2 separate regions of the Mus musculus genome follow, and region 2 is linked to region 1. The links are chromatin loops, found by intact Hi-C in ENCODE. Cell type or tissue: gastrocnemius. All regions are shown on one strand. Links, peaks and the distances in the headings refer to the core of each region. The heading gives the core; the rest is flanking DNA. Region 1 overlaps Stxbp1 (syntaxin binding protein 1). Region 2 overlaps Niban2 (niban apoptosis regulator 2).

What was found. A loop is a pair of places that touch in the nucleus more often than their neighbours do. Peaks named below come from ENCODE experiments on the same cell type or tissue, not always from the same donor. Only the 100,000 strongest peaks of a DNase experiment are listed, where the experiment ranks them.
Region 2: it touches region 1 in a loop (2.3-fold over the local background); 10 of 42 quality-filtered maps call a loop at or near these places.

Annotation. Positions count from the first base shown.
Region 1 is chr2:32,788,911-32,797,233 of GRCm38, reverse strand. Stxbp1 (syntaxin binding protein 1) reads left to right here. Exons shown (of 19, transcript NM_009295.2): 18 at 1,064-1,218; 19 at 7,597-8,323. The coding sequence ends at 7,679. Among named protein-coding and RNA genes, the nearest start is that of Cfap157, 8.7 kb to the right of the region's middle. In gastrocnemius, for the core only: no CTCF peak of the experiment used is centred there; no DNase peak of the experiment used is centred there; H3K27ac peaks cover 1,928 bases.
Region 2 is chr2:32,918,558-32,926,880 of GRCm38, reverse strand. Niban2 (niban apoptosis regulator 2) reads right to left here. Exons shown (of 14, transcript NM_146119.2): 6 at 7,773-7,888; 7 at 7,281-7,385; 8 at 7,016-7,178; 9 at 5,741-5,928; 10 at 4,657-4,812; 11 at 4,207-4,323; 12 at 3,918-4,025; 13 at 3,723-3,834; 14 at 1,628-3,450. The coding sequence ends at 2,855. Lrsam1 (leucine rich repeat and sterile alpha motif containing 1) reads left to right here. Exons shown (of 26, transcript NM_199302.3): 26 at 1-1,666. The coding sequence ends at 105. Among named protein-coding and RNA genes, the nearest start is that of Lrsam1, 39 kb to the left of the region's middle. In gastrocnemius, for the core only: no CTCF peak of the experiment used is centred there; DNase peaks (open chromatin) are centred at 63 and 268.

The DNA.
Region 1 (8,323 bases), core at 1-8,000:
GATCTCATTACAGATGGTTGTGAGCCACCATGTGGTTGCTGGGATTTGAACTCAGGACCTTCAGAGGAACAGTCAGTACTCTTAACTGTTGAACCATCTCTTCAGCCCTAGTTTTGTTTTGTTTTGTTTTTGAGACAGGATCTCTTTGTGTAGCTCTGTCTGTCCTGGAACTCACTCTGCTGACCAGCCTGACCTTGAACTCACAGAGATCCACCAGTGATATCTGCCTTCCAAGGCTGGGATTTAAGGTGTGCTCCACCATGACCAGAAACGCTCTAGGGTGCCAGCCGCTGTCCCTTTTCAATGGCTTGTCTCTGGCTTTTCTTCTTTCTGTCTTCACCATTGGCCTTTACCTGGTCATGGGCCAGAGGTCTGCAGTGGCTCTGTGGCATTGGCATTCCCTGGGATGGAACAAGCCATTGCCAGCTGTGGAATAAAGTACAGCCTCCAAGGGCTGCACTTGCTGGGCCAGTTGGGCCCAGGAGAGACTGGTAGTGTCCCACTGCATCCGGGGCTGTCGTGATGAAGCAGGGTGGAGCGTTCTGGTGTCCAGAGAGGACTTGCTTCCTCTCTGTCATGTTTTTCATCGTCCTGGCTTGTGTCTGAGGCTAGGTCCCTACTGAGGAAGTGCAGGGACAGAGGGAGGTTTGTTACTGAAGGCTGAGCTGCTCCTTACCTCCTGGTAATGCCTGAGCAGTGCCCTGCGGCCCTGGCTCTGGCCCATGGTGGTCAGCATTTCCCATCCTGTTAGATTGTGACTTGTTAGTGAGCAAGTGCTGTCTGTCCCTGGGGATATAGTACCAGAAAGCCTGGCTTCCACAAGCTTCTTTACATGTGAGCAGTGTGCAAACTTGATACTCAGTGATGCAGAGTCCCAGGCAAGCCCAGACATCTGGGTGAGAACCATCCAGGCAAAGCTGCTGAGAGGAGCCTGGGTATTTATGAGAGTGGCAGTCACAGCTCAGGCCCCTGCAGTGCAGCACTGATGAGCATGGGAGCAGCGCCATGCCGCTGTGTGAGGCTCCGGGTAACAAGCCACCTGTATCTGCTCTCTCTCCCTCAGTGCCCGCTATGGACATTGGCACAAGAATAAGGCCCCCGGGGAGTACCGCAGCGGTCCCCGCCTCATTATTTTCATCCTTGGGGGTGTGAGCCTGAATGAGATGCGCTGTGCTTACGAAGTGACCCAGGCCAACGGCAAGTGGGAAGTGCTGATAGGTAAGCAAAGCATGTGTTCTGCTGTGGCCTCACTGCTCCTTCACTCCATCCCATGCTTCCTGGCACTTCCATCTTAGGGCCTCCCTCACCCCAGCACCACTTGGCCCCGGATAGCAGAAGCCAGGGCTGTCTGCCACACTGTGTCTCTTGCTGAAGGACAGCATTTTGGAATGGAAAGAGCCTGGGCATAGAGTCCCAAATCCATACAATGACACTGCCCGAGTGCAGTCACTTAAGAAAGAGAGGCTCTCTCCAAGCCATATCATTACCTTGCCTGATGGCAGGGCTGTCACTACTGACCACCTCACCCTCTGTTGGAGGTAGACAGACAGCGTGCGTGTCCATGGATGCTGCTGACCCAGTGGTCGGAAGGGTCAGAAGGGTGTCCTACCCAGGCCCTGACCTTCTGGGCTGCCACACCCTTTCTTGTATTTCCTGTTCACTTCCAAAAGAGCATAAGCCACTGGGGGAAGATGGTCTGTGTGGCAGACGGCACGGCCTGCTCCCTGTCTCCAGAATCATCTGCAGCATCTAGGGCTGACAGACAATCAAGGGAGAGAAATCTGGGTTCAATTGGGTTCATGTGCACTGCTAGAGAGGCGGCCCTCAGCTGCCCAGCCAGAAAGGCTTCCCTCAGCGCACAGGCGCCTGTCCACACTCCCAGGTGAGGTCATCTCAGCGAGTGTCACTTCTGTCTATCCAATTTGGATGACCCAGTCCCGGGACTCCCCAAGCTGTCCAAGCAAGCAGGCTCCATAGGGCAGTAAGATTACAGTTTCTGGGTTTGCCCAGACAGGCATGAGGGGGTCATCACCTTTGCACAACTACATGGGAAGACTGCACACCCCTCCCCAGCTCCCACAGGCAGCCACGATTCATTTCCCTGCTTGTTTTTCTGTCTGTGACATAGGCCCCATGAGTGTTCCCTGCTCACTGCCTGCATATGTGTTGCATGCATGTGTTAGAGGACTCTGAGCTCAAACACAGCTTCCCTGGACAGTAGCTGTCACAGCCAAGCTTTGGGTGTGACCCTTCCTTTTCCCCTTTGGACCTTCCTTAAGGTTCCTTGTGCAGGGGGAGGGTGGAGACCCAGGGACAGAGAGCTGCCCATGTGGGTTCATGGAGGGGCTTCTGAAAGCAGCCACCATCCGCCGTGTGCCTCACGTGTTTTGTGCATGCCTGCATACGTGTGTGCATGTGCCCGTGCATGCTTCGCCTCTCACGCCTCTCCAGCTTTGGGCACTGGGGCCTCCGTTGGCGTGTCCGGGGCGCCTCGTTCAGCCGGCCTCTATTCTCCCACAGGTTCTACTCACATTCTCACTCCCACCAAATTCCTCATGGACCTGAGACACCCCGACTTCAGGGAGTCCTCTAGGGTATCTTTTGAGGATCAGGCTCCAACAATGGAGTGAGAGCCAAAGAGACAAAGTAAAAGCAGCTTATTCCAGAAAGAAACTCTTCCACTCCGAAGGGCTTTCTTTGATGATCCTGTCACTCTCTTTCTTTCTTTTTCTCTTTTTACTTTATCATTTCTTTGATTTCCTTTTTCCAAGAAAATGCTTGCGGTTCTTAATGCCAATTGAAAATGTGTCCAGTGCCACCTTCACACCCTGGGCTCCACCCGCCAGCTCACTCCCGCCCTGGGTGAACGCTGTGCAGTCAGTGGGGTTAGGCCAAGTGACAGTAGCTATGTGACTACTCCTCAAAGAGGAGCCTAGGGATAGGGCTGTCTGAGGCCTGGTACCCAAGCCAGCTGCCCAGGATGAAATGCAGGCTCCTACAGGGTATGCAAGCCTGAGAGTGAGGCCAGCGGACATTCAGGATGGCCACAGGTAAAGGCCGACACTAGGGAGATGTCCACAGCACCTGAGGGTGAGAGGGGAATAACAGGGGATAGAGGAGGCTCCGGGCCAGTGGATGGCAGAGGGACAGGTACAGTGCTGAGGGATGACCACCCTTCAGCTGCTGTAGGTTCCGTGATAGCACTGCTCACCACACCCCACGCTGCAGAAACTGCACTCTCTTGTTCTGCTTTTACTCCAGGCCAGCAGGGTAGGCTGGTGTCCCAGCCACTCAGCAGGCAGAGGCAGGTCCAAGGCCCACCTGGGCTACAGAGTGAGTTCAAGACCAGCCTGGGCAATTTAACAAGCCTGCGTCTCAAAATAAAAAGTAAAAACGTAGCTGGAGAGATGGCTCAGTGGTTAAGAGCACATAGTGCTCTTGGAGAAGCCCCAGATTCTGTTCCCAGCACCCACATCCAGCCACTCACAACCTCCTGTAACCCTGGCTCCAGAGTATCCAATGCCTCTCTGTGGGCACCTGCATTCATGAGTGCACACTCACACTCTTATGCATAATTAAAATAAAATTAAAGCATTTTTAAAAAGTAAAAAGAGGGCTGGGATGTGCCTTAGTGGTAGACAGGTTGCTTGGCATGAGGAGTGACCCTTGCAAGAGGAGGAAGAAGGGAAGACACCTCTCTCTCTCTCTCTCTCTCTCTCTCTCTCTCTCTCTCTCTCTCTCTCTCTCCTCTTGATAAGCTCTACAGCCCTCAGGGGAAATCTGTTCTTGATACCCCAAAGCTTGATGCTCAGGAGCATCCAGGCTGTCAGTCTGTCTGTCTGTCTGTCAGTGACTTAATAGACCCTCCTCACTCCTGCTCTGTTTCTATCCTTTAAGCATGTTGGGAACTCGGTGTTAGTAATTCCTCAGTATTTTTCCCTGTTTTATTATGGGCTCTGAAAATGTCCTTTCAACATAAGTTGATGTGTGACCCAGTGAGCTAGTAAGTTGGAGTGTCCGGTAAGCCACAGTGAGAGAGCCCTGGCTACTGCACCCAAGCACCTTTGAATCAGTCTGCATTTAGTAGGTCATGTGCAGGCCTGGAGCCATGCTTACATACCTCTAGCCTCCTGTGCATCTCGGGGCATGGCTCTTCTGAAGCTTACTAGATACCACCAGAAGCTGGCTTGCTTAGTGTGGTTCCCATGCCGCAAGAAGAAATAGTAGGCCACTCCATTTACCCCCACTTCCCCCAGCAGAGAGGTATCACCTCCAGGGCAATAGCTGTGAGCCAAGAAATGGACTAGGCCATGGCCTGGACCTCAGCTCCATCCTCCCTGTGCTCCTCCTCCTCTGAGAAGCACGGTCAATAGGCAGTAAAGCATAGAGGTGAGCTTCTGTCCACCAAGGCCAGAGGAGACAGAGGCACTCAGGTCTCAAGTTCAAAGCCAGCCTAGTGTACACAGTGTGTCTAAAACCTAAGTAAACTAACAGGGCACGGTGACACACGACTTTAATCTGCCTCTTAGAAGGCAGAGGCAGGCAGATCTATGCAAGTTTGAGGCCAGCCTGGTGTACACAAGTTTGAGAATAGCCAGACCCTGTCACAAAGATAAATAAATAAAATTTAAAATATATATGTCTTGAGGGGAGCAGGGAGATGAAGCAATGGCAAACCACAGAGCCCTAAATCAGTGAGGCCAGAGGCAAATGAAAGCCATTCACCTGTCCTGTTGTGACCTTCCAGGTGACAGAGTCAGAGTAGTGCAGACCCTTAGAGAGTCATAGTTTTGGAGCTTACCTTTAAGATGAAGCCCAGACACAAGGGAGAGTGGCCCCAGCAAGTATGTGTTCTGGAAGACAGTGCTGTTTGTGTCCTCCTAGCTCCTCTCTTCAGGCACTAGTGCAGCTGTGGGTTAGGGGAAACTTGATCGTTGAAGAAGCCTAATTCTCTCAAGCCTCATGTGTCATCCCTCTGCATGGCCCTGAGTGAAGTCTGATAATTAGAATTTCACATTTTCACCTTGTGATGCAGGTAAGTAGTGCCAGGCATGAGGGGATGGTCAGGAAGCCATCAGAACAAATGAGAGAGTTGTAGAAATGGCTTGGTGGTTAGAAGCACTGGCTGCTCTTCCAGAGGATCTGGGTTCTATTCCTAGTACCCTCACAGGATCCTGTCACAGGGGATCCAATGCCCTCTTCTGGCCTCGTTGAGCACCAGGGTCAGATGTGGTGCACTGAAACGTTGAAGGTAAAACACTCACATATATAAAATGAAAGTTGTTTTTAAAAAGGAACAAAAACAAGTGAAAGAACTCTCAGGCTAGATTAGACCTATTGAGTGCACATACTTATGAGGGTTGTTTTGTTTTTCAAGACAGTATCTCTGTGTATCTGTCCTGGAACTAGCTCTGTAGACCAGGCTAGTTTCAAACTCACAAAGATCCACCTGCCTCTGGCTCTGCCTCTGGCTCTGCCTCTGCCTTTTGAGTGCTGGGATTAAAGGCGTGTGCCCCCATCACCCCCATCAACCTTTCACTTGTCTGGTTTTTGTGTGTGCTTATATAGAGAATATTTTGCTGTGTTCCTGGTTGGGCTGTTGGTTCTGACATACAAGCATCCCTTGTATGTCCCTCTGATAAGGCTGGCTTCTTTCCCAGAAGGCTCCAGGGAGCTCTTAATCCAGAGAGCCACCCCCTAAGTCTTTGAAGAATGAGATGGTATTTGAGTGTGCCTCGACTTCATCTTTGGCGGCACTGCCGGCATTTCACAATCACCCAGCTGCGTGGCCTGGAAGAGCCTCAACATTCTTGAGGACAAGGCCAGTGTAGCCAATCTTTTGGAGACTAACATGAGATCAATTGTAAAATACAACTTAGGGGCTCGCCTCGCTCACTTTGAGGTGTGGATGGTACTGAGTTCCTTGTGCAGTACTGAGACAGTTCAGGTTGTTGGACGTCAGGACCTGGCTATGGGTGACCTGGATCAAGGGAACTAGCCTTCTACTAAGCGAGGCCTCACCGGCTCAACAAGATTTAGTTCTACACTTGTCCTTCAGTAAAGACTAGGAATAAGATAGTATCAGAAAATTCTAGATCTAGCTCCCCGACTTTCTGAATGTACATGTGAAAAGTGAGGAGGGCCTTTGAAACAAGCCTCTGATCAAAGGAGCCCCTTTAAATTCACCTTCCAGATCAAAACTTCCAGTTTCCTGGACCAGTTTCCAGCACTGGGAGCAGGGCATTCTCTCACCAGTATGTTCCTTGTTGACTTTAGGAAGCCCTAGGCCACTCCTCACTGGATCCAGAGCCCCAGCATGGAGGGAGTGGAGGACAGCCCTCCCTCTGGCACTAGCTCATGCTGATGACCCTTCACTTGGGAAGGCCTTTGGCCTGCCCTAGGACTCCTAGGAAGACTAGCTAGCTCACTGCAGTGAGTGTGCTTGAGCAGACGGGCAGAATAAAATGCTCCTGACTACACATCCACTCTGTGTAAGGAGCTGCACCTCTGCAGATTAATGGAACAATCCTTAAAGCCCAGGGCCAGTACAGAGAACATTCAGGGCAGCATGCTTGTTGACCCCAGGGCATAGCCAGGGATGGACTTCTGGACCAGAACAGTGAATGCAGAGACAGGACCTGGAAGAGCCCCTCAGATTGCTGCTCTTCTGCTGGTCCACACTGACCAGGAAGCTTCTAGGTCACTAAGCAGGTGGTGTCGGGGGCGCGGGGAGCAAGGCACCTTGTTCCTGCCCTTGGAACAGAAGTCTGGAATGGGATCTCGGCTCCCCACTCCCACAGAGGCCTACTGCTTGCAGGTCCCTTCCCCAGGGAGGCACATTTTCAAGAACAGACCTTTCCTTTGGCTCTCCTGTTCCACCAGGACCCTGCTTTGCACCCACTGCCACGCGCATGCACGCCTCATGCTCACACCACCGTCACCTTCATTCTGTTTGATCAAGTCCATGCCCAAACCACTTGGTCCATGCATCATTTTAGTGCACCTACATCTCTATGGAAAAGGCCTTCATTTAAAATTTTATTTGTATTTTTTTTAACCTTTGCTCTAGAAGTATATCTGATTCCATTAGCTTAAACTTTTGCAAGCATTTCTAATCTCTTACAATACAAGTCTCTTACAATACGGTCTCCACAAGGTAAGGCCTCAGGTCCCCGCCCTTTCCCTCACACCTGAGGTCCCCCACTGTGCCAGCACCAACATGCCGGCTCCCAGAGGTTAGTGGGTCCCCATGCCCTGCCAGGCACCATTCTCTCTACATAGAGACACCTCCAAGCCTCTGCCCTTCTCAGCCACTGTCTCTTGCCATATTTGAAATTTCTCTACCTGGCTTCACCTTAACTTCAAGAGAGAATGAAGCAGTCACCCATCACCTGACAGATGGCTCTGGGTCATCCTGGGACCCTGCGTGAGCCTAAATGCTTCCTTAGCCTAGTTGACGGGGACCCAAGGGTTCCATCCCCAAACCCTTCCCAGCTTCCACTGGACCCAGACCAGGGTTGGGGGGATGGAGAGTCGGGGACAGAAGCCTCAGGCCACCACAGGTGAGTGAGCTCACTGTCTTCTCTGCCTTCCCAGGATCCACGCACATTCTCACCCCACAGAAACTGCTGGACACGCTGAAGAAGCTGAATAAAACAGATGAAGAAATAAGCAGTTAAAAAATAAGCTGCCCCCCAAAACCCCGGCTCCCTTCCCAAAATGCTCTGCAGCTCCCCCGTGCGCCACCTCGGTTACTCTGCTGCCTCCCCAGCCCTGCACGCCCTGGCCACCCCGTTGCCGTGCTGAGTTCTTCTCCTGTGCGATGACACCCCATCTTGTCCTCTGAAAAGCAAGAGAGTAATGTGTTGTTTTTTAAAAATGAGCATCTTCTGTATGTATCCCACAGTAAGTTCACATGCAAGCTCCACACTGCAGAAGCGTCAGAACTCCGGACCGAGTGAATTCTCCCTTATTTATGACCCCGTGACCTGTATATAGCCCTGTCCCGCGTGTGCACATTGCTTGAATATGGAAAGGTAGATGTGTGGGTGTCTCTCCAAGCTTGGTTGGATTCATTTCTGTCCTTGTTGGTGTTTGTTCCCCGGATAGGACATGCTGAGGGAGTGATGTTCTCGCTAGCCCCTGCTCGCTCCCTGTTCTCAGCGATGAGCAGACACCTCTGGAGGCTGGCGTGGAACGAGCCTCCTCTTTGCACCTATGGGGGAGGCTTAGGGTGTCCACAGGAAGCCAGTCTGAGTGCCGGCCAGTGTGGTCTCCAGAGCCTGGCACTGCTTTCCCTGATCTGTGTCCATACTGTTGTAAC
Region 2 (8,323 bases), core at 57-8,056, 130 kb before region 1:
TGTGGCCACGTCTGCTGCTGTCAGCAGTGCTGCCAGCCTCTGCGCACCTGCCCACTGTGCCGCCAGGAGATCTCCCAGCGCCTCCGGATCTACCACAGCAGCTGAAGGCACAGCACCTACCAGCCCTGGCCCTTCCTTGGTACCATCTCCACCACTGCTGGACTCCCACCTACCCTCATTCCCCAGACTAGGGCAAGACTGCCATAGGCCTTTGTCACCCACCACCTGCCACCCCGACCCCCACTGCTCTGAGCACTAGGCAGGCAGGTGGAATGTTCCTGGCCTGTGACATAGCTATTCTGAACAGTGAACAAAAGACAGGGCAAATCTGCTGGTGGTGGAGCCTTGGGGCAGGGGGCCAAGGTCCAGCGTAGGGAGGTGGCCCTGCAGGACTCAGGAATCCATGTTAGTAGCCAAGCCTCAGCGCTACACCCAGCTGTCTGCCCCTCCTGGAGGTGTCCATATCTGTGGAATGTATCAGCCATCCCGTCCTAAGGTGCACCAGTGTCTCTGGGAAGGGGTGGGTTGTGCAAGACTCCCCAGCACCCTTTTGCTTCTTTCTGAACACCCACCCTCCCATATCTGCATCCTTAGCCTACACAGGCAGGTTGATTCAAAACAGGAGCACCAGTAAATCTGACTCCTTGCAGAGTCACCCCTAGGTCCATGAGAACTTGGGAGGGGTAGGAGTAGGCAGAGTCCGGGGAGAGGGCAGCTCTTCTGGGGAAAAGGGCGAGAGCTGCTGCCCCTGGGTCAGAGGGAAGGCAACAGAAACATTGCCCCATGGAGAGTTAGGCAACACCCTCTTGAAAGAGGGCGAGGGGAACAGAGCCAGAGATGGGGGTCTCATTATTTATTTATAAGTAGCCTGTGCTCATGGGACAGGTTGTGTTCCTGCAATGATTATCCTAGGTGAGGGGGCTGCTGAGGCAACTGGAAGGCATGTTAACTTTCAGAGGGGCAGCCCACCCTCACCAGCTGTAGTGAAGGGTTCCATGTGACATGGCACCCTACTGCCCTCCCCAGTATAGTGTATATGGCCTACAGCATGTGCTCAACAAATATTACTACTTGACTGGCTCTGGGGGAACTAGACATTAGCACCTAGCTCAGGCCTGGAGGCCACCCTCATGGTGGACACATGGGACTGATGAGCCATCAGAAGGCTAGTCACCTGAAAGCTCTATGGCCTCTCCCCTTCTTTCTGAGCCTCAGTTTCTCCCTCTAAAATAGGGGATTGTAAGAATGAGTTAGAGAAAGAGGCCTCAGTACATTAGTTGTCATTTGGAAGTCTGGCTCCCCAGATCTCACAGAGCCAGGCCAGTACATGTAATCAAAGTACTGAGGAAGCTGAAGCCGGCAGACCCTGGGACTCACCAGTCAGCCAAGCTAACCGAGTTAGTGAGTTCCAGGCTAATGAGACCTCATCTCAAAACACGAGGCGGAATGATCCGAGATCCTTTGGCTTCCACATGCACATGTGAATTTGTACCTGTACACACGTGCAGGAACACACTCAGATCAGGGGCCTGGTAGCTCATATGATGAGCCCAAGAGATCTGGGATGAATGGATCCCTAGATACGGTAGGCCCAGATCTCCCCCACCCCAGCAGCACATGAGGAAATGAGCTTTAAATAAAGCGTTTATTGATGAGCAGAAGCTTACACAGTTTGCATAGATTCTTCATACCATATCTGGAAGGATGGTGGAAACCCCCAAGGCACTAGAGAACATGGAAAGAAGTCAGTACTCGGAGTGAGGGCAGGGGACTGGGTGTCCCTGAGCACCGGCCACATCCTGTGGGTCTGAGGCCTGCGTCTGGGGAGCAGGTCCACAGAGCAAGGGACACAGGACTGGGAGGGACCTCGTCCTGGGGGCCTTGGAGCGGCAGTCTCTGCTTTGTTCTCCCAACTCTGGCGACAGAGTCTGGGGAGAGTCATCTAGCTAACTGACTCTTGGTTTGACCCTTGTGACTAAGAGGGAAAGACAAGCCCAAATGGCTCACAAGGACATTGGAAGAGGGGTCTGGAATTATCAGGATTAGGTGACGGGAGCAGAGGCCATGAATGGTCAGCAGTGTCTCAGAGAGCCATAGCCCTCAATGTCCCTCTGGAGCCCCACCAGCTTCCTGGCACGTAGTGAAACAGCCCACAGCTAAGCCCTGCCAATGAGCGTTGTCAGCCAGATGAGCAGGAACGGGTCACCCAAGACACTCCAACTTCAGCTACCTTCACTTTGCCATCCTGGCAAAGACACTCCCAAGCTCCCTCCCCCTCAGGACACTTCCCCTGCACAGACTAACACATTCTGGGCCTTTCTCATTCCATCATGACCTCTGACCTCTAGCATCACTCCCCTGTAAGACCCCTAAGCCCCGCCCTCCCACAGCAGTAGCTAGCAAAGTGAGGCCAGTGTCTAACCTTGGGACCTGCAGGGAGTGGGCGGGACAGAGGCCTGGTCTGCCTTTTCCTTGCCACGTTGGTCCCAAGGAGCCCCAGAGTGAGATGACAGCTTCCTAGCTTCCTATACGTGAGTCACACCACCACTGCTTTCATCTGCCGCCGTAACAGTACGAGGGCGGGATGGAGGGGCTCCCCAGACCCTTGCACAAAGAGGAAACCCTCAAAACCAGACCCAGCATTGGAGATCAGCCCACAGAAAACGGGGCAGTAACAGGTGTACTGAACCCCATAAAGTGACTTGGGTAGGCCAGACCCCTGGAGATGCCACACCACCCCAGCCACCTTTCCCACAAGGCACAAACTGGAGTACCCCTCCCCAGAGGTGAGAGGCTGTGGTGCCCAAGGAGGAGCGCCCTGGTGCAGAGTCCAACAGAAGCCTGGAGGCCATGCTTAGAACTCCGTCTGCACTCCCGCACTGTCCTCAGTGGTGGTATGGATGGGGGGACGGCTACCGGGGCTAGACACCTGCTCTCCGGTCTCTTGGTCACTGGGCTTAGGGGGCTCAAGGTCCACAGCCTTTCCAGGTGGGAGATGCCGGAGGGGTGAGGCTGGCGGTGAGGCCTCTGGGACTGCCACGGGTTGGGAGCTCTCTTGGACTGGAGCCCCATTGAGAAGAGGGCTGGCTGGTGGGGAGCTTTCAGCCTGCAGGTCCTGGGCCAACAGGCCTCGGAGCTCGGTGACACTGTCCGGGGATGCAGGTGATGGCGGTTCAACGCCAGCCTCAAAGGGCAGCCCCGACTCCTCGTCCTGGACCACGGACATCACCTGCTTGGCACGCCTGCGCTTTTCTGTGAGGGTGGCTGCTTCAGAGGGGCAGGGGCTGCCACCACTGTCACCACCGCCGCTGTCACCGCTGTCACCGTACTGTTCGCCCCAGTCGATTGGTGTGCCCTCAGCCAGCAGGTGTAGATTGGGGTCACTATTGTGCAGAACCATGCTGTCACGGTAGAGGTTGTGTTTGCGCTGCACTGCGGCCTCCTTCACAGCTGCAAGACCAAAGAGACACAGCACACTCAGCATGGACAGTCATGGCAAACCAGACAGCCTCCTGGGCCTTGCTTTGCTCTGGGCCTTCCTGCCGCAAAAGTATAACTCAAGCCCAGAGCTCAAGCTGGCAGACCACTATGTCCCACTCTGACCACTCCACCCAGAGAGGAAACCTAAGGCACAGAGAAGCCAGTGTCTGGACGCAGCCTCTTCCTGGAGTCTTGGCCTCTCTCTGCCGCCTGTCTCTTCTGGGCTGCCCCTCCCTGCTCACCCTGCAGGATGTCCTTCATGACCGTCTGCAGCACCACCTCCTCGTACGTGTTCTCCACCAGGATGAACCTGGCAAAGTCTTCAAAGATCAGCTCCTGGAAGCGTGGCAGCTCCTGCCGGGGAAGCAGGCAGAGAAAGTTCAGAGGCTGCACCACCAGCCACTCCCTGAGGGGCTAAGGGCAAGGCGGGGACTCACCGACTTGCAGGTGGGGGCCAGCTTTTTGAGCAGGAAGGGAATGGTGATCTGCAGCAGCGCCTCTCGGAAGAATCTCTTGCGCACAGAACTGCTGTCATAGTCGTATTTCTGCAGGGAGGAGGGCAGGAGGGACTCTGGGTAAGGGGCTCAGCTGGCAGGAGGGTCAGACTCAAGCCTGGAGCATTCACGTGTACCCTATGCGCCAGGTGCTTCCTGGGGATGGTGTCTGGCCGCTCAGCCCTGGGCTTGGCTGGCCATGTCGACCCCAGCCCAATGGAGTCAGGCTCACCTTCAGCACGCGCTCTAGAATCCGCTGGATGGATTTGCACAGCTCCTCCTTGGTGGGTCCCTTCCCCAGCTCTTGGTGCAGGAGGGTTTCGAAGGTGTACACAGCATTGTCCATTTGCTACAAGGCATACGGCAGAGTTCATGAGACCCTTTCTTCCTGCATCCCCAGCCAGTGCCCATCCTAGGCCCGTGGCAGAGGAGTCAGGGGTGGTCTGTAGCTTGTGTGCTCTCTGGGAATCTAGATACAGGTGTCTGCCTGAATGCAGAAATCCCAGCAAGAGACTAGGTGGCAAGGACAGCTTCCTGGGGGAAGGGCTGGATCCTATGGAGACCTGATTGGCAGCTAAGTGAGCAACGGGTGTTCTGGGAGGCATGTGGCGGGAGGTCTCCCTCTCCTGGTGCTAGGGGGCCATGGAAGGCAGCTAGCGGGGTGTGGGCTCAGGGGACACACCTCTCGCATGTGGATCTGGGCTCGCTGCTTGAACACGGAAGTGCTAGACACGTCGAATCGCTGCTGCAGCCCGTCGAGCCGCAGTGGCTCCATCTTCTCATAGCAGCTCTGCATCTTCAGGGGGTGGTATGCCAGCTGGGATAGCTTCTCCATGTACTGTAGGGAGCAGGGCCACATGGGTGAGCACACAGCCCCCACACACCCACATACTGCCTGGCCTGGCACCAGCCCAGGCCATACCTACCCAGGGATGGCCTCCCGGAAATGGTGCCCATTCGGGCAAGCCCAGGAGAAAAGGGAGAGGGAACCTAAAGGCAGACTGTCACAGCGTTGAGGAGAAAGGCCAGGCACTGGAAGACAGTTCTCATGCCCTCTGGATGCTAGTGACCTTGCAAAGACACCCACTTACTCTCTCTGAGTCTTTAGGCCCCAACTCAATAGACATCTCTTTAGGATTATTGAGTTCCTTCTGTGTCACGCACACATTCTGATTATTATTGCCTGGGACTCCCAAACTTGAAGTCTGAAGGAGGCGGCTAAAGTTCAGGACAGACTCTAGACAAAGGCAGCCAACAGGGGACTATAGGAAGACATTCAGCCAGGCAGTGGTGGCGCACGCCTTTAATCCCAGCACTTGGGAGGCAGAGGCAGATGGATTTCTGAGTTTGAGGCCTGGACTACAGAGTGAGTTCCAGGACAGCCAGGGCTACACAGAGAAACGCTGTCTCGGAAAACCAAAAAAGAAAAAAAAAGAAAGAAAGAAACATTCACCCGGAGAGCTGAGTCAGCAGAACCATAGGACAGACACACTGTATGGGGTGTGTGGCTTGTAAACGATGCAGACCACATCTGAAGCTTGCCCTCCCCACCTCCTTCCTCCATTCCCTCTCTGTATAAGCCATTTTCAACTTAGCAACCATCTTGCTCCATAAAGACTGATGGTACAGGGTAAAAATACCCACTCTTTCCTCTAGGCGACAGATCCCTGTTGGATTCTGGTCTCTGTAATGCTGAGAAAGGGCAGCCCACCCTGAGACACACAGCAGATGCTCTGAGGGACACCAGACCCGAGCCCAGGTCTCACCTCGCCCAGCTTGTCAATGCCACCCTCGTTGATCACGTTCAGATTCATGTCTGTGACCTCTTTGAAGAAGACATCCCGCACCTCGGTGAAGCCCTGGCTGGTGGGCACCATCAGAGCCTCCAAGATGGATGGGATGTAGGGCTGGACGTGGTTCCTCACGCACACCTCCGCCTTGGGGAGGATGAAGGCTGTATGGGGAGGGAGAGAATTTCGTTGGTGACAGAGCCTGGGACACAATCCACCCCACCCCATCATCCCAGCCCATGGATATCCCATCCTTAGAGAGGGATCAATAAAGACAGCAGATCAAAGCAGAAGAAGTGCATCTGCCATCCCAGCACTCCAGAAGTGGAGGCAGGAGAATTAGAAGCCCAAGGCCATCCTCCACTACATATTTAGAGTTACAAGTCTGAAGCTGGCCTGGCGAGAAAGGGGGAGAGGAAGGGAAGAAAGGAAAAGAATTGTAACACAGATGCCTCAGGGGATCCAGTGAGCTTTGTGGAAGCTGACCCTGCCCTGGAGGGGGTGGCCTGGCTCTTTCCAGCCAGTTCTTCAGAACATCCCAACCCCAGCATGTTTTACCCAGAGGGCATTCTGAAGTCTACCCCGCTTCTGCCCAGATGATACTTATAACACACAGTAAGCATCAACTCTTAGTTTCCCACTAAACTCCCAGTGAATGTGGCTGACCCACAATCACCATCAGCAAGCCACCACCCGCTGGCACAGAGTCAAAGAAACACAACGTGGATGATGGAGGACGCATATGCCACCTGGAGAAGCTAGGTATTCCCAAGGTGACATGACGGTCCACCAGGGCGACACGTCATCAGACCTGACAGAGGTTTGAGCCTCAAAGACAAAAATCTCCACATTCAAAATCTGGGCCTAGCGTCAAAAGCTTGTCACCTTAGGAACTCGGGAGGCTGAGGCAGGAGGATCACAAATCCAAGTCTAGCCTGGGTCGCGTGTACGACATCGTCTCAAAGAGTAAAGGAGACTAGAGTCGCAGCTCGCTGACAGAGTGCTCATCAAGTGTGGATGAGAGTTGAGTGAAGCCCTAGGTTCGATCCCCAGCATGCCAGAATCAAATCTGGGTTTGCAGAAGTAAAACTTAGAGAAGAATCTGCAGGAGTCGGACGGTCATGGATTTGACTCTGATTCTTCAGCAGAATAACAGGCAGGCAAGTGAAGGATTGCACTCTGAGGAAGCTGGCCTGGCCCCGGAGGGCTGGCTGTGTGCAAGCATCTGCCAGTGGCTTCTGACCCGCCTACCTCGGATCTTGCTGGCCAGATGCTCCTTGGAGGTGATGATCTGGTCCATGTCGGTGCGGATGACTGCCTCCATGGCCGGCCGGGCCCGCTGCAGCTTACACAGCACGTCCTCAAAGTGCACCTTGGCCTGTTCAAATACCAGGCGGTACACAGCGTCCGAGATCTACGGAGACAATGGAGGTGTCGGCGCCGGGGCTGGGGACCGAGTGCCGGCTGTTCCCTGTCAACACCCATGTCCCCGCCAAGGGGTCCCAGGCCCACACACCTGGATCCACTGTCGCTGCCGCTCCTGAGGCTTTCCCTTCAGCCGTGGGCCAAGCTCTGCCTTCAGCGCTGGGCCCAGCTCCTCCATCACCAGGTTGCTTAGGATCTAGGACGGAGAGACAGGAGAAGGAGCAGGGTTAGTGTCTGTCCATCCATCTGGCTTGTTTCTCTGAATCTCTCCAGCCACACTAGGACTTTGCTCTGTGGCGCTATCTCCCAAGCACATCCTACAGGTGTCTGCCTGTGGTGTCGGTCTCCTGTGAGGCAAAGCTACTGAGGAAGGGGGCTGTGGCCATCTTGTCCAGAACTGCCCTGCCCTCCGGGACTCAGGGACACGAGTGGACAGATTAACAGGGGTTCCCATTTACCCAAATCTGTTCTTGCCATCTCTTCCCAAACCTGCTGTACCCTAGAGCCCCACTTCTGATGCAGCCTTACCCACTAAGCCCCAGGGTGACTCCCGAGGACCCCTCACACGGCCCTCTGACCTCACCTGCACCTCGTTGCCACACAGCATTTCCCAGGTGCCGTACTGCTCCTTTGACTGGCGGTACATGCGGATGGCGTCTGTGAATGCAGGGCCCTCCACCTTTGAGTTCTCCGGGATCCCTGCCCAGGACAGAAGGAGAGAAAGGGGTCAGCAATGGACCTTCCAGTCGTCCGCCAAGACTACCCAGCCAGGGCATGCACAGCAGGAGAAGGCCGTGGTTCACCCTGTAGCACCATGGCAACCCCTGCTACCCATCCCTCTCCGAATCTCCTTCGTCCTCCAAGATACCACCACCCTGACCCAGCACAGCCATTAACCCACCCCACAGAAAAACAGCTGAGAGTAATGAACAGCCAAACGAGGTGAGAAAAGCCATCCAGCCCTAAAGACTGCACGGCATAGCTCTAGGACACCTGAGACTCACATTCTAGCCCTGCTCCCCACATGTGGCTGCATTCGTGTCCTGTGACCCTCCCGTGGTGTGACAGACGGTAAATATTTCCAGCTGCACAAGCCAGACGGCCTCTGTCCCAACGCTAGACCTAACATCCAGG